3 separate regions of the Homo sapiens genome follow, and all the other regions are linked to region 3. A link is a contact called in ENCODE Hi-C or POLR2A ChIA-PET data. All regions are on one chromosome and are shown on one strand. Each heading gives the region's core, a stretch centred on a gene start or an enhancer-like site at or near the end of the contact. The rest is flanking DNA. Distances are from core to core; before and after follow the strand shown.

Evidence for each region. Hi-C counts contacts between places; a loop is a spot of excess contacts on that map. ChIA-PET counts read pairs that join two places held with the same protein, here RNA polymerase II (POLR2A). Pooled maps may share reads with other maps.
Region 1: a pooled map shows a loop between it and region 3 (2.0-fold over the local background). The contact joins two enhancer-like sites. A Hi-C loop is called at or near these places in 2 of 50 pooled maps. POLR2A ChIA-PET finds 5 or more read pairs at or near these places in 5 of 52 experiments (AG04450, B cell, GM10248 and 2 more).
Region 2: a pooled map shows a loop between it and region 3 (3-fold over the local background). The contact joins two enhancer-like sites. A Hi-C loop is called at or near these places in 3 of 168 maps with a recorded cell type or tissue (IMR-90, PC-9 and head of caudate nucleus) and 5 of 50 pooled maps. POLR2A ChIA-PET finds 5 or more read pairs at or near these places in 2 of 52 experiments (SK-N-SH and naive thymus-derived CD8-positive, alpha-beta T cell).

The regions. Positions count from the first base shown.
Region 1 is chr3:125,184,878-125,189,411 of GRCh38, forward strand. It overlaps SLC12A8 (solute carrier family 12 member 8), which reads right to left. Exons shown (of 14, transcript NM_024628.6): 4 at 2,360-2,551. Among named protein-coding and RNA genes, the nearest start is that of SLC12A8, 26 kb to the right of the region's middle. Within about 2 kb of position 1,439, at least 3 of the 41 ENCODE cell types and tissues checked have a DNase peak (open chromatin) inside an H3K27ac peak, as active enhancers do; they include GM12878, where a contact is called at or near this core.
Region 2 is chr3:124,992,943-124,997,360 of GRCh38, forward strand. The region is part of intron 12 of HEG1 (heart development protein with EGF like domains 1); the gene reads right to left. Among named protein-coding and RNA genes, the nearest start is that of MUC13, 60 kb to the left of the region's middle. RefSeq lists a silencer at 2,463-2,757. Within about 2 kb of position 2,674, at least 12 of the 41 ENCODE cell types and tissues checked have a DNase peak (open chromatin) inside an H3K27ac peak, as active enhancers do.
Region 3 is chr3:125,117,684-125,121,926 of GRCh38, forward strand. SLC12A8 (solute carrier family 12 member 8) reads right to left here. Exons shown (of 14, transcript NM_024628.6): 7 at 2,916-3,003; 8 at 1,086-1,173. It also overlaps the pseudogene RNU6-230P. Among named protein-coding and RNA genes, the nearest start is that of MIR5092, 32 kb to the right of the region's middle. RefSeq lists enhancers at 2,768-2,817, 2,820-3,326, 3,327-3,832, 4,038-4,243. Within about 2 kb of position 2,713, at least 9 of the 41 ENCODE cell types and tissues checked have a DNase peak (open chromatin) inside an H3K27ac peak, as active enhancers do; they include GM12878, where a contact is called at or near this core.

The DNA of each region.
Region 1 (4,534 bases), core at 189-2,688, 66 kb after region 3:
AAGCTGATCAAGAAAAAAGAAAGAGAAGACATTATTTAAATTAGGAATGAAAGGGGAGACATTACCACCAAACTTACACAAATAAAAAGGACTATAAGAAAATCTATAGACAATTAATATGCCGATGCATTAGATAACCTACGTGAAGTGGACAAATTCATGGCCGAGCACAGTGGCTTACGCCTGTAATCCCAGCACTTTGGGAGGCCGAGGCGGGCGGATCACCTCAGGTCGGGAGTTCAAAACTAGCCTGACCAACATGGAGAAACCCCATCTCTACTAAAAATACAAAGTTAGCCGGGTGTGGTGGCGCATGCCTGTAACCCCAGCTACTCGGGAGGCTGAGGCAGGAGAATTGCTTGAACCCAGGAGGTGGAGATTGTGGTGAGCCGAGATCACGCCATTGCACACCAGCCTGGGAAACAAGAGCAAAACGGCGTCTCAAAAACAAAAAACAAAAAACAAAACAAAATTCCCAGATTAAAAAAAAAAAAAGAAATGGACAAATTCCTAGGAAGATATAAACTATCAAAACTAAATCAAGAAGAAGTAGAAAATCAGAATATGCCTATATAAGTAAAGAGATTCCATTAGTAACCAAAAAACTTTCTATCAAAAAAAACCCAGGACCAGATGGCTTCATGGCAAAATTCTACCATATGTTTAAAGAATTAACACCAACCCTTCACAAACTCCTCCAAAAAATAGAGAAGGAGGGAACACCTTCCAACTCAGTCTACGAGGCCAGAATTAGCCTGACACCAAAACCAGACAAAGAATCACAAGGAAACTACAGACCAATATCCCTCATGAATATATACACAAAAATCCTCCACAAAATGTTAACAAACCAAATTCAGCAATTTATAAAAAGGATTACACACTAACCACACCCTGATCAGGGACTCCTGGCCCGCGCCAGCGACAAACAAAGCACAGGCACTCCAGAGACAGTGACCAGGGGGACTCTAATGTTTGGGACCAGGGCCCAAGTGGAAAGGCAGGAAAATAGCTGGGATGCTGGTGCAGTGGCGTCTCAGGCCGTGGCTGCCAGCACTTAGAAAACATCTTATCTGTGAACATCTTTTTTCCAAATCAGCCCATGTAAGTGGGACTCTCAGCAGCACAGATGCCTGTCTTTGTCCAGGGGTGTTCACACCAGTGCCCATCCATGGCATCTGCCTCTAGAGGCTCACTTGGTGTCTGTACCGAGAGGGGGAAAGCAGGATTTTGCCTACCTTGCAGCCTGGTTGGCTATAAAATAGCAGAGAAGTAAAAAAAAAAAAAAAATTTATATACCAAGTCCCCAGGGTAATAAAGTAAACTGACCATTTATTACTCCCCTCTCCAACTACTATACTTAAATAACTTTCTGCAGTCAAGGCAAGTGCTTTTTAAGAGTGCAGAGGCCATCTGTTTGCCTTTCCTGCACTGTCTTAGACACACACAGGCACCCCCACCGCCCACACATGCACACACGCAGCTCTGTGCTGTTCGAGAATCAGATATATTTATGCTGAAACACCCTGCTCCTGCTGCCTAAAAATAAAAGAAACAAAACCGATGCTTTCTCTGGGGAGATTCTTGCACACTCTAACTTAGACAAATTCTTCTCTTTAAACTGTTTTTTCAACCACCCACCACCATTTGCACTCTCATAAAAGCCTTTTTCAATCCAAGAAATGCTGACAAAGAACTGCTTCTTAATGTCTGTACTTTGTTCCCTCAGCATTAAGTCACCATGCCTGTGTTTTAGCTAAAAAAGCCTTAGGATTTCCCCCTACTCGCTCGTTTTCGGAGTGCCTCCGTCCATTCTGATGAAGCACACTCCTCATTAACATTCTCCCTCTCAGACAGGGCGTCCACACAAGAGGCTGTCAGCCTCCCTGTGAAGGCCACCCGAGCTATCAAATGCTCCCGGGAGCTCCTGCTCATTTGAGAAGTGCCTGCTTCTAGGAAAGCCCTTTGGCACAGGCAAAATACCCATCTTCAGTAAAAAAGCGTCCCAGGGCCCAGGCCACCTGGCTGCCACCTGGCTGCCACCTGGGCTTCAGCCACTGTCATGCAATCTGGTCCCCAGATTGAACAGCAAGAATGTGCTGGCCAGGCCCTGCCCTGCTGGTCACATCAGGCATCCAGGAGGCGGGAGTGGCAGAGGGAAAGGAGTGCTGGACTAAGAGGTCAGGCCCTGGATAGTGACTTGACTCTCTGCTGAATTCCCTTCAGAGCCCCAACCTGCTCGTCTGTCACATGCGGCAATTGTCCCCACCCTCGCTTCTCCCCAGGTCAAGTGAGGAAATGGACAAGAAGAAAGTGGCAGAGGGCCAGGCAGGGGAAGCATCCCGGGCGCAGGCCTCACCTGTCCAAACACATAGAGCAGCCCGATGGTGCCTCCCGTCTGCCCACCCAGGACCGAGGAGATCATGGAGTAGACGCCACCGCTGCCGATGCTGCTGCGCTCCCCGACGCCAATGCCAGACAGCACCGTGACGAGGGCCACCAGGATGACGAAGGACACCAGGAACATGCCCAGGAGCACTCCTGTGTTTCCCTGCAGCAGAATAGCAAGGAGCAAGGTTGGATTAGGTGAGGAGGCCCCGCCAGCTCCCTGCTGGGGGCATTGACCACCTCCCCTCCTCCCACAGCACTGGAATAGGGGCCAGGGGTGGGGGCACAGAGTCAGGACAACTAAAAAGGACAAAGCAAGCACCACAACAGCCAAGGCCAGGAAGAAGTTCTAAGTGAAAGGAAGCGTCCTGGCTGCAAATTCTTCAATGACTCTCCCACCTATAGGGTACAGTCAGAGCTGCTGATGCCCTCACGAGGTGCCTCCTAATCTCACTTTGTGCCTGACGTGCAGCGACAAGTTCTCTCCCCACCCCCACCCCTCCTCATGCTGATTCCCCTGCCTGGAAGGCCTCTCCTGCTCATTCTGTACCTTTGTCAGGTTAACTCCAGCATATCCTTTAGGCCTCAACGTTTAGGATTTCTCACCAGGAAGCTGGCCCTGTAACCCTTTCTCTGGGCTCCTCCAGTGCCAGGGCTTAGTACTTTTCACAGGACTTGTCATATTGAGTCTGTTTCCAAGCCAGTTTTGACCTCTAGGCTGTGAGCTCCAGGGGAGGATGATATGGTTTAGATGTTTGGATTTGGATCCCTTCCAAATCTCATGTCGAAATGTGATCCCCAATGTTGGAGGTGGGGCCTGGTGGGAGGTGTTTGGGTCATGGGGGTGGACCCCTCGTGAATGGCTTGGTGTCCTCCCACAGTAATGGGTGAGTTCTCACTCTGTTCGTTCACAGGAGAGCTGGTTGTTTAAAAGAGCCTGGCATCTCTCTTGCCTTCTCTCCGGCTACGTGGCACGCTGCTCCCTCTTCACCTTCCCCCATGAGTGAAAGCTTGCTGAGGCCTCACCAAGTGCAGATGCTGGTGCCATGCTTCTTGTACAGCCTGCAGAACTGTGAGCTAAATAAACCTCTTTTCTTCATAAATTAGCCTCAGGTATTCCTTTATAGCAATGTAACATGGACTAATACGGAGCAGGATCATGTTTTCTTCCCCTTCATATTCTCAGTGCTTAGCATAACCTCCACAAAATAGGTGTTCATTAAATGCTTGTTGAGCGAATAAACAAACCATGCATGGCTGGAGATGAACACATGTAGACAGACACATTTCAGTGTGAAAAGCAAGAGTCGCAGAGAGGCAGTGGACACAGCACTTCTAAGAAGGAGATGTAATGTCACATGTTTTGCAATAGAAAGCAAGGAAGACTCCTGATAGTCAAGACTTCATGTGTTGTGAGTGCTGGAGAGGGTCCTAGGAGTGGGCAGAGCCAGTTCAAGAGCTGAGTGGCCTAACATGAGCTGGAAAATTGTCCTGGAAGTCAGTTGTACTCTGTTCCAGTGTTTATAATATAATGCTCAAGGGCTCCACTGCTGGTCTGAGACCCACCCTGGCTGTGGCTAAGGCCGAAACCTGAGCTGAGGATCTGAGTGTGGTGTAGAATGAGAGCTTAGGAAGGTCTGGTCTTGCCCAGACTTCTTATGGGGGCTAAGAATCCTGTACATCCCACTATAAAGGAGCTTAAATCTCCCCAAATTTGCCTATGTAATGGTTAATTTTATATGTCAACTTGGCTAGACTACGGCAACTAATTGTTTAGTCAAACACTAGTCTAAATGTTGCTGTAAAGGTGATTTTCAGATGTGATTAATATTTACTATCAGTTGACCTTAAGTAAAGGAGATTACCCTCCATAGTATGGGTGGGCCTCGTCTAATCAGTTGAAGGCCTTACAAGCAAAGGCTGGTTTCCCAAAGAGGAAGGAATTCTGCCTCCAGGCTGCAATACAGAAATTCTTCCTGCATTTCCAGCCTTCAGACTCAAGACTGCAGCATCAATCCTTACCTGCTAATATATACATGACATACTTACATCTCCTGTTGGCATTGGCCTGTTTCTCTGGAGAATCCTGACTAGTAGATTCTACACCTTGAATGGCCTCCTCTCTTTCACCCATCTAGTCCAGCTC
Region 2 (4,418 bases), core at 1,424-3,923, 120 kb before region 3:
GGAAAGTCCCTGTGGTATTTATTTGGGGATGTCATGGACTGCTTTGCTACAATACCACTCAGTAACCTCTTGACGAGGATGCCCCAGAGAAATTGCTCTTGGCCCCATTGTTTTAAAACACAGGGATGCTCCTGAACAGCTGCTCTTTATTTTAGGGACCCTGACTCTTTTCAAAGTCATGTTTCCCTTTTTGCCTCAGTGTCCGGGAACCTCAGCACTTAAGTGAGGGGCCTTCTTTTAGCAAGCGTGCAGGACCCTGCTGTGTCTCATTCTGCATATTCACTTTCCTTCTGGCCTCAACAAAACAGTCCGTTAATTTCCCCTTTAACCTGATTTACCTTTTACATATTTTTAAATCTTATATTATCAAATCAGTTTTCACTAGGTGCTTTCACTTTATGCCACAGGTAGAGCATAATTGCATCCTGTTTAGGGAAGGAGTAACGAGGCCCCATCTCCCAATCTTTGATACCTGAGTTCTCTGCTGGCCTCACTCAGGTGGGGCCTTCTCTAAGGAGGCAGCTGAGTGCTCCTGCCTCTCCCATGTCTGGTGGCCCTCCTCCTGTGTATGCCTCTGCTTCATACTGCAGCAGGACGTGGGAGTGGGGGAAGCTACCCTGGATGATCCATGGATGGCTAACGCTGCGGGGCAGCCACCGGAAATTGCTTGCTTCTTCAGTGACTCCTCCCCACCCATCTCGGCACTGAGGCAGGCTGATGTCACACCAGCCTTTTCTATTTTGAACACTTCTTCCTGGAAATGTTTTTACATCCAATCTCCCCACCCAACATTAGACTTCATCTGCTGGGTGGAAGTGCTCCACTCCATGGCTGTCATCCAGGCAGATGTAAGGTCCATCTGTTGTCCTGCCCGCGAGCTGATGGGTTGGGCTGTTTTCATTTTGTATCAGAAGTGACCTGGCTCCCTGATGTCATGATATTTCTCTATTTCAAATGGGCTCATTCCGTTACGCATCAGTGGTTGAGTGCTACTGTGCCGTGGCGCTGTTCTGGGGAAACCTTGTCAGTGAGGTGCTCCTGTGCTCCTTAGGACCCAGCTTCTCATCTCACTCACCCTAGAGCAGCAGTCCCCACGTTTTTGGCACCAGTGACTGGTTTCATGGAAGACATTTTTTCCATGGACCAGCAAGGGGGTGGTCTTGGGAAGATGGTCTCGGAATGAAGCTGTTCCACCTCAGATCATCAGGCATTAGATTCTCCTAAGGACCACGTAACCTAGATCCCTCACATGTGCAGTTCACAACAGGGTCCACACTCCTATGAGAATCTAATGCTGCCGCTGATGTGACAGGAGGCGGAACTCAGCTGTGCAGCCCAGTTCCTAACTGCACCTCCTGCTGTGCAGCCCGGTTCCTAACAGACCACAAACTGGTAGGGTTGGGGACCCCTGCCCCAGAGGTATTCTGACCACAGAGCACTGAAGATGAAATGAATTTGGCAACAGCTAGTATATATTCCCAAACTGGGCTTCCCCTATTGCCATAAGACACAAGTGAATTCAAGTCTTCTGGACTTAAAAATAGAAATAAGTAGATGGTGGCATCTTTTTTTTTTTTTTTGGAGACGGAGTCTTGCTCTGTCACCCAGGCTGGAGTGCAGTGGCGGGATCTCAGCTCACTGCAACCTCCGCCTCCTGGGTTCAAGCGATTCTTCTGCCTCAGCCTCCTGAGTAGCTGGGACTACAGGCATGCACCACCACGCCCAGCTAATTTTTGTATTTTTAGTACAGACAGGGTTTCACCATATTGGCCAGGCTGGCCTCGAACTCCTGACCTCATGATCCTCCCGCCTCAGCCTCCCAAAGTGCTGGGATTATAGGCGTGAGCCACTGTGCCCAGCTGACAGTGGCATCTTAAAAACTCTTTTGTTCCCTTGCAGGAAATTATATCTAGCCATGTCAATCTTTTCCCATCTTATTTGCTGCCTTATCATCCACTCGTTCATTCAACAGACATTTGCTGAACCCTGCACTGCTCAGGACATGGTTCTAGCACTCAAGGGAATGGCAGTCGGATTAAAGAAAGAGACATGCAAACAGGTTGTGAGAATTCATTGCCAGGTGTGGTGGCTCATGCCTGTAATCCTAGCACTTTGGGAGGCCGAAGTGGGTGGATTGCTTGAGCCTAGGTGTTTGAGACCAGACTCGGCAACATGGCAAAAGCCCATCTCTACAAAGAATACAAAAATTAGCTGGACATAGTGGCAAGGACCTGTAGTCCCAGCTACTTGGGAGGCTGAGGTGGGAGGATCACTTGAGCCCAGGAGGTCAAGGCTGCAGTGAGACTTGATTGCGCCACTGCACTCCAGCCTGAGTGACAGAGCAAGGCTTTGTCTCTAAAAAGAAAAAAAAAAAAGAATTAATCATGATGCCTGCATGATGGAAGGAAGCTAAGAAACCTATGAGAGGGATATCTACTTTGATTTTATGTGTAGCTTTGAAAGTCTGGCAAAGACATTTTCTGTGAGACACCAAGCACGTTGTGTGTGCATGTGTGTGTGTGCACGCACACGCTGCAGAGAACATAGAGACTTGCTAATGTATAGCTTGAACTGCAGTGATTTAGAAAACACACACTCCTCTATCCTCTATTTATATTGAGCCTTGATTTGAGGTGTCAGTGCTCCAGCACTGATGGCCAGAAGATGTCACTGCTAACCCATCAGAACCCAGCCTAAAGGGCTGTGGCCCAAGAAGCCCGGAATCCACTCCTCAGAGGCCTGATGGTGCAAATACTGCTGAGAAAGGGCTTCACGGGGTCTCAGCAACAAGCCCAAAAGTGAATCAAGGTTTCCTTATGCTGCTTCTTGGGTCCTCACTTGGTCAACATAAGGTTGCTGGTGCCTGTGTCAGCACACTCGGTAAATCTTTCACAGCTATTGTTAATGCTAGCCTGTAACTGAAACAATTACAAAATTGCTGACTTGGAAACAGAGGAAGTGGCGCAGGCCAGCCAGAAGCAAAGGTGATAGGGCCATTGTTGAGACACTGTTCACAGGGAACACCACAGCACCATGCCCATACCTCTGCCCACCTTGTGTCATCCCCTGTCAGCAGCACAGCGCCCCAACACACATGGATGTTAGCCCAGTCCCCTTCCCATGTGAAGATGGGCTCAACTCCTCATTTGTTTTCTTTTTTTTTTTTGAGACAGATGTTGCCCAGGCTGCAGTGGTGCAATGGTGTGATTTCGGCTCACTGCAACCTCCACTCCCCGGGTTCAAGCGATTCTCCTGCCTCAGCTTCCCGAGTAGCTGGGATTACAGGCATGCGTCATCACACCCAGCTAATTTTGTATTTTTAGTAGAGACGGGGTTTCTCTGTGTTGGTCAGGCTGGTCTCCAACTCCCGATCTCAGGTGATCTGCCCGCCTCGGCCTCCCAAAGTGCTGAAATTATAGGCGTGAGTCACCACGCCCGGCTCAACTCCCCATTTCTAAGAGGTGCAAGGAACACTTTGCATTAAAGCAGATAAGATGGCATGAGGAAGCATCATCTCTTTGTAGCAATGTGGCAGTCTGGCACGGCACTGAGACATGCTGTGTCCTAGTCACACATCAGGACCTAGGCCCAACACAGAGAGTTGGCCCTCCCCTTCAAAACCCATCACAGGTCCCACCTGGAGAGCTGATGATGCGCACTTGAGAAGAACTTTGTATCCAAACCTAACAAAGTCAGAGGGTCTGAAGCTCAGGATAAGAGTGCTGCCCTGAAATATATTTTTATCTGTGATGAACAAGTCCTCTCATGGGAAGTCCTGATGGAGAAAAGTGGCATGTCGCCTCGCCCCAGTATGTGATTTTTATTCAGATTCCAGTAACATCCATTGACATCTGTCACCAGCAAGGTGTTGACTGAGTAGGAAAACTGGCCATCCATGATGGCCTTTATATCGTTAGTTTTTCTGGTGATTGCAAGTTGCAGCAGCCTTTTATAAGTCAGGGTGCGTGGTGCTCTTGGACCTGAATTAATTTTATTTTAAAGCAGTATTCTTGGACTACATTCTTTGAGCAGTTTTTCCCTGAAACTAAATGAATTTAAGCCTCACCTTAAAGGTTAGTAGAATTAGATTTCTGCTCTCAAGCACTTCATGAGACCTTTAAAACCAGAACTCATTAATTCAACAACAACCTGGACCAAATACAAGAGCAGATGCTGACAGCTTACAAAGGGCCTCTATATCCACTGCCTTCCTTAACTCTTAGAATAAATATCCAATAGAGGATCACCATACCCATTTCTCAGGAGAGGAAACCGAGGCTCAGAGAAACAAAGTGACTTGCCCAAGGTGATACATGATCAGTGAGGCAGAGTCGGGCTCTGACTCTGGCCTCAGCTGCCTCTGAAAGATATAAGCCTGACCCCACGCTTGTACTTCCACTTTAAAAGATTAGCAGACA
Region 3 (4,243 bases), core at 1,463-3,962:
ACTACATTTCTCTGAAAAATGATGGGAATCTCAGGGTCTACTTTTTCTCCAAGAACTTAAAGGAGGGTGGGAGTTTTTGGGGATTTCCAGAAAAATATCTGGAAATCTTATTCATGTGGCTTCTAGGATGCCAAATAAATGTCCTTGATGTCAGATGACCTCCAGCCAATGCCAGGAATTCATTAATCTTCTCCTGGCAGGGTGCAGACTCTAGAAACAAAGATGTTGCAGCCAAATCAACCCAGAATGTCTGAGACTCTCAGGAAAGCCAAAGGGGTCAAGGACCTGAGGGACAAGGAGGGCCTCGGCCCTCACCCTGGCACTGGGCTTCCGCCCGCTCCCTCCACGTCTGCCTGTCCAGCCTCCTTCTCCACTTGCCACTTCTGAGCAGCACATTTGATTCATTGTGGAAGGTGAAGCTATTAGCAAAAGTGAGGCACTTGCTTAACTGGGAATTTGGGGTGAGCAGATTCTTCTGTTTCTGTCCTGATTTTTGACAGGAAGAGATGTCCCCATTATCTAGCCCCTCATATTTGTGAATCCCTCTGGGCATCATTATCTGTTTCTAGAAATCCCTAAGCAGGGCCTGTACCTTTTCCATCATGTCTCTTCCCCACCACAACCCAACACTTCAGTCCTGGGCTAGAGACTATATGAAGGCTGGGCGTGGTGGCTCACGCCTGTAATCTCAGCACTTTGGGAGGTCAAGGTGGGAGGATCACTTGAGGCCAGGAGTTTAAGACCAGCCTGGGCAACATGGTGAGACCTCATCTCTACCAAAAAATTAAAAAAAAAATTAGCCCAGCATGAGGGCATGCCCCTGTAGTCCCAGCTACCTGGCGGTCTGAGACAGGAGAATTGCTTGAGCCTGGAAGGTTGAGGCTACAGTGGGCTGAGATTGCAACACTGCACTCCAGCCTAGGCAACAGAGTGAGACCCTGTCTCAAAAAATAAATTAATTAAATTTTAAAAAGACTATATGGATTCCCAGACAGTACTGCAAGGGGAAGGTGGCCATTTGTTGGTGAGAACAAATAAATGACTCCGGCAGACTGAGCCCTTGGAGTAGCGCAGGCCTCACTCACCTTTTCCGCTATCAGGAAGTCATAGCGAAGGGCCTCTCGAGTGCAGATGGCGCCCAGGAGGAAGACGAAGATGATGTACAGAAACCACCTGCAAAACCCAAGAGCAGAACAGAGCTGCCCCCGACTCACCTCACCCAGCCCCATCCAATTCCCTCACTCAACCTTCTGTTTCCAAAGGGAACTTGTATCAGAATGAGAGAAAGGCCAGTCATGAAGCTTCCCCAGCTGGCTTGGGAGGACACTTTTTGTACTATTTCTCTTCTGGCATATTTCTTACCAAAAAAGGGGTACCATTGTTTTGTTTCTTTTTTTACTTTTAAATATATATAAAAATATGGAACACTTCACGAATTTGCATGTCATCCTTGCACATGGGCCATGCTAATCTCTGTATTGTTTTAATTTTAGTGTATGTACTGCTGAAGTGAGCAGTTTTTTTTCTCTTTCTTATATTAAAAAAGAAAAACATACAAAGGGCATTCCGAGTAGGGAAGTGGGAGGCCCAGTTGCCTCTAGGTTGCCAGGATTCAGGCCAGGGTTGCCCCGCAGCCTCACACCCCAGCCTCCTCCAGCAAAAGAACAAGCTGATGATCCTTCGGGCCTCTAAGTCCTGCTGGTCTGTTATCTTTGGATCAGATAATAAAGAGGGAAACTAAAGTCAAAAGGCAGAGAGCAGAGGCCTGGCTCTGTCCCCAAGATGCCCTGTAACCTTGAACAAGACCCAGGTTCCTGTGGTCTCCTCATTCCCATCTGGGTAATCAGAGGATGGGCCAAGGGTTCCTCCTGGAACCTCCCAGCTGGGGCCAGAAACAAGACAGGGTCCTCATTCAGAAGCCTCTTTCTTTTATTTCCTTCCCAACACTCAACTCTATCTCTGTTGTCTTCATTTTCTTCCCAATGTTATTGCACAAAATACCCTGATGCTGTACGCCAGGCTGATAGCAATGGTTTCACTGCAGTAAGCTAAGAACAAATTCAGTGTTTGTGAAACAGATACATTAATATTTTCTAAATACTGTGGTTAGAATAACACAGGCCCTTTTAACTTCTCAAGTCATTGTTTCTGGTCTCTGATCTCTTTGCCTCTTCACACCTACCCAATGAAGGGCAGAGAAGCTTCTTCCTGTGGTACAGAGAGAAACAATATTCTAAAAGGTCAGAAATAGACCCAAGGTTACCCAGCCTGCTTGTGTGGGTGGCACAGTGTGAACTAAAACCCCAGAGGCCTGACGGCCTGGGGGAGCTGGAGGGGAGGCTCACTGGGGGAAGAAGAAGAGCTGGGTGCTGAGCTTCCACTGTGTGCCTTCTCTCCCCGCCGCAATCTAGGAAGCACATACAGTGTCATTATCCCCATTTCACAAGAAAGGAAATGGAGGCTCAGAGAACTCAGTAAATTGTCCAGAGTCATGCAGCCAATCAGCGGCAGAGCTGAGATGCAGCCCCAATTCGTCTGATTGCAAAACTCTTCATCTTTATGCTCCCTCCAGTGATCCTGGAAACTCGGTGGTTAAAAAAATCCCCAAGTTCAAAATGGGGGTGGGGGAGGGACGGGGGCGGGAGGCCGAGGAAAGGAAAGAAAGGATTCGATCTGTGATCTGGGTCCCGACACTCCTCCTCGGCAGCATTCCCAGGCAGGGCGCATGAAAGGGCAGTGTCTGAACCCACCAGACGTGAATTTTCCAGCCCACCGAGTGTTAAAAGAAGGATCGGAATATGAAATAGATTGGTCACAGTCGGGGCACTCTCAGAACAAAAGGGGCAATCCCTCTTCTGCCTGGGGTTTTCTCTCCCACTCTCTAGCTCAGACTGATTGCCATGAGGGGAACTTACGAGATGCCAACAGCTGCCAGGGAGCCCAGGGGAATGCTGGCGGCAGGCTCCCTGAGGTCGCCCCCCATGTTGAAGCCGGCCATGACTCCTGAAAGACACCCAGATGGGGAATGGGGTGAGCAGCCTCCTCCACGCATCGCCTTCCCCAGGGCTGCCCCTTCCTCTCCTGCGGGACCCTCTCCTGGAAGCTGTCCCACCGCAAGCCCTCCAGCTGCAGCTCTGCGCATAGGCTGCTTTTCAATCTCCCCTGGCAACTAGGGAGGCATCCCTGTGGCGTGAAAGGCACCTTTGTGGGTTGGAGGAGGCTCAGGAGGAAAGCCCTCCCAGCTCCAAAAGCATCCTACCGCTCAGCGCAAAGCAACCAGGGGGGAGGAAAGCGGCTTGCAAGGCACACAGAGGTCCTGCGCTGCCTGCTGAGCTGGGACAATGCCCTGGAGAGGCTCAGCATTACAAAGGTCTGGCAGCCTCCTGCTCAGCAGCTTTCCCTGCCTCTGCTGCCTGCTGATTCCATGGGAGCTTCCTGTGTCCTCGGGGTCAGGTACCATCCTCCAAGCCCCTGAGCTACCAAAGGGCTTGAAATAAACTCCAAAAAAACCAATCCTGATGCCACTGACATGGAGTCACAAGCTCCTTTTCATCATCACCTCTCTTCTGCAAGAACACTAATGAAAATGAATTAATCCATGAGGGACCCACAGCACAGTGCTGCATGGTGAAGTGGGGATGTTGCCTCTTCCCATACAAACAAATATATGAAAGCAACAAGACAGGGTGTTCTGAACATCGGATGAGGATCCAGCCCACAAGTGCCATAACAACTCAGTGTGATGGGCTGCCCTGGTCAGGAAAGACCCGTGGAGGGGGTTGTATCTTGAATGTGGCCTTGAAAGAGGGATTTGAATGGGCTTAGGGATGGGAATGAATCTAACTCCATGATTTGTGAACACTTTCAAACTGCCTGGGCCTGTGTCAAGTGCTTTACATGCATTTTTTTATCCTGTTTAATTCTCATAACAACCTCATCAGAAAGGTAGAATTATTTCCTCATCTTATGGAAAAGTGTTCAAAGAGGTTAATTAAAACAGCCTAAGGTCACACATTTAATAAGCAGCAAAGCTAAGATTCAACCCTGGTCTGTCTGACTCTGAAAATTATGCTCTTAATGCCTCTGCTACAATGCTTCACAGAATCCAAGCGAAGTGCAGTGAAGTGACAGTTTGGAACCAGAAAGTGAAAGTAGGGGGGTGTATTTCAGAGAGAACCCTGAATGCTGGCCCGCGGATGGGGTGCATATACTGTCACCCAGCAACTCCACTATGAGGACTTTA